2 separate regions of the Homo sapiens genome follow, and region 2 is linked to region 1. The links are chromatin loops, found by intact Hi-C in ENCODE. Cell type or tissue: Caco-2. All regions are shown on one strand. Links, peaks and the distances in the headings refer to the core of each region. The heading gives the core; the rest is flanking DNA.

Evidence for each region. Hi-C counts contacts between places; a loop is a spot of excess contacts. Peaks named below come from ENCODE experiments on the same cell type or tissue, not always from the same donor. Only the 100,000 strongest peaks of a DNase experiment are listed, where the experiment ranks them.
Region 2: a loop joins it to region 1, with 9 times the contacts of the local background. A loop is called at or near these places in 16 of 110 quality-filtered maps.

Annotation. Positions count from the first base shown.
Region 1 is chr3:102,227,961-102,230,878 of GRCh38, forward strand. No RefSeq gene overlaps it. Among named protein-coding and RNA genes, the nearest start is that of ZPLD1, 210 kb to the right of the region's middle. In Caco-2, for the core only: a CTCF peak has its summit at 1,282 (motif pointing right); a DNase peak (open chromatin) is centred at 1,281.
Region 2 is chr3:102,672,491-102,675,408 of GRCh38, forward strand. It overlaps LOC105374016 (a long non-coding RNA gene), which reads right to left. Exons shown (of 14, transcript XR_001740824.2): 5 at 2,476-2,638; 6 at 1,264-1,496. Among named protein-coding and RNA genes, the nearest start is that of ZPLD1, 240 kb to the left of the region's middle. In Caco-2, for the core only: a CTCF peak has its summit at 1,201 (motif pointing right); a DNase peak (open chromatin) is centred at 1,231; H3K4me3 peaks cover 286 bases.

The DNA.
Region 1 (2,918 bases), core at 157-2,656:
CTTTCTTAGTGACACCATTAATTACAGGCTACAGTCTGGCTATCACCAAGCTGAATGTGGCCTTCAGAAGTAGTCTGCTTGGGCAGCATGGGATTCAAAATGTTTCCTTTGCATGTGTTCAGATGGACAAACACTCTGTAGTTTTCCCCAGTGATAATACCTGCCATAATGGGCTATTGCATGCATTGATGCCAGCTCCCCGAAGGCATTTCTCCATGGTGGAAACTGACATGTAGAAAAAAAGTGAAGGAAAAAAAATGGCTGACATCTATTGCTCCTTAAAATGATTTTCTCCCGAATCAAGACATGGGTATGTCCTACGCACATGGCTACATATGGTTGCCTTTACCCTACAATGGCCCTTCCTTTTTTTTTTTTTTTTCAGAGTGTTCCAGATTTGCATTAAGCTGTCACCCGGTGGCTGTGTAACTAGCTGCTTTTGTGACTGTTACAGGCAAGTGATTGAAAATACCTAGATCCTGTTCATACAAAACTAGAATTAGAGGTTCTGAAAAATATTTTTCTCTAACATTCTGTGATTCCATGTTTTAATAAATTTCTTATTGGAGAAGGTAAATTTTGCCAATGAAAAAGACCACAGTAAATTTAGAGGAGAAAAGGGCCGGATAGGCAGGTGAAATGACCTTGAGAGAAAGGAGAGGAGATAGAGCGGCAGTATCAACTACACGTAATATGCACCGGTGCGTCTGGCCTGAAAATAAGTTCCTTCGACAATATATCCTGTAGGTACTTTGCTCTGCTTCATTTTTACCTTTATCAGATGGTCATTAAGATTTCCTAAGCTCAAAATTCTTTGATTCTCCATTGCCACATCTGTGTGCCATGTTTGACCTCCGTGCAAGTTAGAACGCACAGGGCATTAGGAGCCACACGAATTTTTTTTTTTTTTTTTTTTTTACCAGGAGCTTCTATTTTCTTGTGTCAATTATTTGTGCTCTATATTATATTGTGCTGCAATGCAGCAAAAATTACTGGCAAGATCAAAATATTCTAAAGGTAGACTTTTCAATAAGAAACATTATAAATACAAAACCAATGTTACCAGTTATCGCTAAACTAACCTGTTCAGAATGTGCAATTCTAGCCCTGGGCAGAATGGATACCTCAAGATATTGGTTTGCTGCAGCTAAATGGATACTTTGCCCCATATGTTTTTCAGCCGCAAAAGCCTTAACAGACCTGCAGTTACAGACTCAGGGAAAAGCTTGTACTGTTGTTTGTGGATCGCAGGGAAGCCAGAGTTGCAGCTGACTTTCTGTCCACGAGATGGCGGTAGAGGAGCACAGAAAAAAGAAACCATCTTGGGCTGTTAATCATGTTGACTGTTGAGAAGCTAAGAGGGAAGCCGATCTGTCATTAGGTAAGACCAAGCCAAAATTTATGGATTTCATACCTTAGTGGAAAACACTGGTTTGTGGCTCATGGCTGTTTCTAAGACCTTTTGATTTTATACAAAAATTCCATTCAACTATCATCATCAAATAGCTGTCCCTATTTTTCCTTGATTTTGGCATATTTTAGCTTTTTACAGCTGGATCAACTGATGGGCTTCATTTTCCGCCCAGGTCAGCCCCAAGTGCTGAGGCAGTCCTAACAGGAGCAGAAAGGATAACAGCTGCCTCTGTGCAGGTGTGTTTGATCAGCAGCGCTTAGGCCATATATTCCAGGGGCTGGCATTTCCAGCTTCTCAGGTGGGATTCATTTCTGCCTCCTATCAAGATTCATATGGTGAGAAATTCATTAAATAGGAAAAAGATTTAGATGCTGGTTTAGGCAACCAACGACAATGATATAGGAATATTGACCAAGACTAAATTCAGGTGGTCATCCACAATTGGTAAGACATTTAAACACTAACTAGTATCCCAAATAACTCCCTCTCCCTCCCCCACACTATCATTCTGCTTCTCTTTCCTTTCTCTTCTTTACTGCCCAGCAGATCCTGAATCTGGAACCTGAAGGGGAAGTTCTTGGTACCCTTCCAGCTTTGGATTCTCTAACTCTGTTTTCTATTGAGTTTTACCTTGCCTAGGATTCTTCTATGCAGTATTCAATTGTTCGTCTCCTGCTTGGGGAGAATAGTTCTAAGAACGTGAACAGCTTACCTAAGAAACCATGGCCATGTCTTGCCCATGCCCCTCTGCCCCTAAAATGTATCTCCTAATGTGGACAATTCTCTGGGTCACATCTGAGTATTCTGTCTTTCTTCTTTTTCTACTTCTTCTTTTTTTTTTTTTTTTTTGAGGCAGGATCTCACTCTGTCACTCAGGCTGTATTGCAGTGGTGTGATCCTAGCTGATGCAATCTTGACTAAAGTGAACTAAAGTGAGCCTCTTCTCTCAGCCTCCTGAGTAGCTGGGACTACAGGTGCATGGCACCTCACCCAGCTGATTTTTACAATTTTTATAGAGACAGGGTCTCACTACGTTGCTCAGGCTGATCTCAAAGTCCTGGCCTACAGTGATCCTCCCACCTCAGCCTACCAAAGTGCTGGAATTACAGGCATGAGCCACCATGCCTGGTGCATCCCAGCTTTTTAATAAAGTGCAGCACCAAATAAATACTCCTGGGAGTGAGAAGGGAAGGAAAGGAGCCAGGCAGGGTCTGAGACAAAGCCTGAATCAGTCCAGCCTCACAAAGAGAGAATTTTGTGGTGCCTTCTATTTTATTTCAAAAATGTTTGTGAGATTTGCATTCTACTAACATGTATTTATGCTTGTTTTAATATATTAAAACGCATTTAATTGCTTTGACATTGAGTAAAATTGCTCCAGGAAAATGCAACATGTTTATCCTGTGACTTTGAGTCCTTTTGGCCGCACTGACAATTACCCCTTGAATTTGAGTTTCTCAGTTAAGATTAGGTAGGAGTAGTGGTAAGGTGATGGGTTTAGAAA
Region 2 (2,918 bases), core at 99-2,598, 440 kb after region 1:
GAATAGGTTGTCCTAAATACACATGATCATTCAAGCCACAGCACCTTTGTGGCAGTTAATAAGCTATCCTTGTTCAGTGGGTGTTTAAATCTTGTCCTTCAGCCAAGTGAAATAAAAGGAATGTTCTCATTAAAAGTCAAAATCTAAAAAGCAAAATTCAATCTGTCAAATTGTCAAGTGTATTAAAGGTGAAAAATAAAGCTGCTAAGACGCTTGGGTCTTTTTTTAGACTCTTGTTTCCCTGGCGAGAAGAGAGAGTCTTTCTGAGACAGGAGTCCTTTTTATACACATTTCATAATAGTTTGTGCCCCTAAACGTAAGCTCTGAGCCAATAACATTCAGGTCCTGTTAACACATTTATACAGGTTTCTAATCAATAAGTGGTTATTAATTTGAAGTACATTTTAGTGACTAGATCTTCAAACCTATCTGCCTCCCACAAGCTTCCAACTCGGATATATATGTCATAGAACAAACGGGAATTCAGTATGAAAGATTAAAATGGACTTAATTCAATGTCTAAGATATTACCTTTATTATGAATTATCCCTTTTAAGATGTTTATTCATACCAACATCTGTAATAATAGTCGTGAGCAGAAATGATGCAAGCAATATATTTTTCTCATGGACAGCCATATTTCAGGTCAGTCCTAAAATAAACTTACTATCAAAATTTTTAGCTAAATATTATCTTTACTGGGGGATGAGGTAGGGTTATCATATAAAATACAAATGGCCACAAATTTGAATTTCAGATACATAATAAATGTTTTTTAGTGTAGATATGCTCTAAATATGGTATGGGACATACTTATACTAAAATATCTATTAGTTGTTTATCTGAAATTCAAATTTAACTGGAGGAATACTTATTTTATCATGATTATTTCTGTCCTAATCGGCAACCTAGGCGTGAGGGGAAACCGTCGTTTGAAGAAGGTGTCTGCTGAAGTCTCAAATAGAAAAGCAGAGGGACACACTTGTTAAGGCAGCTCTGGTAAGGTTTCCTCTATCTTTCCCCAGTTTACCAAACGAAGTGGAAGTCATTGACTAGGGCCAAAAAAAAAAAAAAAATCTCCTCACCACTGTCCCAGCTCATTTATGAAGACATTTTCTTTTCGCCTGGAACTGAAAAAATAAATCAAAGCCCCTTGGAGCCTGATTTATTAGTTTTCACCGAGTGTCATGCAGCCACTAGATGGCAGTAGCAGCCCATCATACCCCGCCCCCTCCCTGGCGTCCTGGAGCCAATTTTCTGTACCTTGTCCTCTTTCTCTTCGCAGGTTTCAGCTTGTCACTTTTCTTCTCCCTCTTTGTTTTCTATTTTTACTTTTATTCGAATGCCAGAAAAACCAGCTGGTTGAAGAAGTCGTGCGGTGCTCCACACGTTTGTCACAGAGGGTGCTGTGACTGAAAAGCCTAACTGATTTTCTAGGCTGCCGGAGCTGGATATCAGGCACCAGGGCACAAGGACACTTGCACTGGAAGCTGTGGCTGGGTAGATAAGGACAAAGAGTGTGATCATGCTTTGCTAAGTCCAGGACACAAGTCTGATTCTCCTGCATGTGAGAATCTCTCTCAGCTGCAGCTAGGTGCTAATCCGTGAACAAGCAGCTCATGGGGGACTTCCCAAAGGTTGTGGAGTTGGAATTTTGGTGTTCCTTTTCAAGACATGAATTTTGTTTTCAGGAAAAAAAAAAAACAAGAAAACGAAAAACCACATTGAGTTACAAAGCTATTCACATGGAGGTATCAGGAATTGATCTTCAGTTTCTAAAGTCCTCCTTAGAGATTTTTAAAGTTGGTAAGTGAGAGAAGAACTTTACATTTTGTAAAAATCTATTTTATTAAAAAGAGGATCTCTTAAATTCTTACTCCGAAAAAGTAGAGGAATGGAGAATACTGTGAAGCAAACGGGTTAAATGAATTCAAATCTTGCTCTCACCAAGGGCATGGCATCCATACGGCGAAGGCAGTCCTACCCTTCCCTCGCTGTTCCCTTTCCCTTCTGCCCGCCCCAGCCACTGCAGTTGTGCAGAAGACCTTGCTATCGATATTGACTGGTACCCTTGTTCCAGAATTCACACTTTAGCTTTTTTTCCAGGAATATAACCTCTTGTATTTAAACATTTCAAAGCAGATTATAAGCTAGGTTTGGATTCTGTTTGCACCTCTTCATTGTTCTTCATTGTCAACCTAAAACTGCATTATTATATATTTTTTAGTTGGGTATTTCCCTCATCTTTCTTCTCTCATTTAGCAGAAAAAAATCAAGTTTAATACTTCTCTAATATGTTAGATATAGATTTCCTGATTTATTTTTTGAGCTTGGGAACAGTAACTTCTGCCAAGGGATTCTTCTCGAAGCAGAATGGGCTTTTTATCTCTGCCACCACTGACAACCAGTTAGTTGCTTAGCAATGATTGGGATTGAATAAGAGGGGGCACTGTGGTGCATACTCTTGGAACTCACTGTGGTGGCCTCAGCCTCCTATTCACTGTAGATTTGTCTTCAACTCTTTCTGGAAAAGGGTTGGGTGGGGGATGGTTCAAGGAAGTCTTATTATGATAAGAATCGTCAATCCACTGGGTGGCTCCTGGATCTAGGAACATGTCAGCTCCCTGGTTCTTCTTGCCTTGGAACATTTTTAAAAAGGAATTTCATATGTTAAATTCTACTTTGTAATTTTCTGTAAATTATTTACTTTATCCTGCACTGGTAATTCATAAGCAAATAGTTTTCCTTGAAGGAGACAAATAAACACAAATTACATTTCAATAATATTTTCCATTGATTAATGTATAATTTGGAATGATTCATTCATGCATTTGTAATTCATTTGTTCATTCATTTATACATATTTTATTTATTTCACAAATATTTGTCTTCTATATTCTAGGCACTGTGCTAAAGGC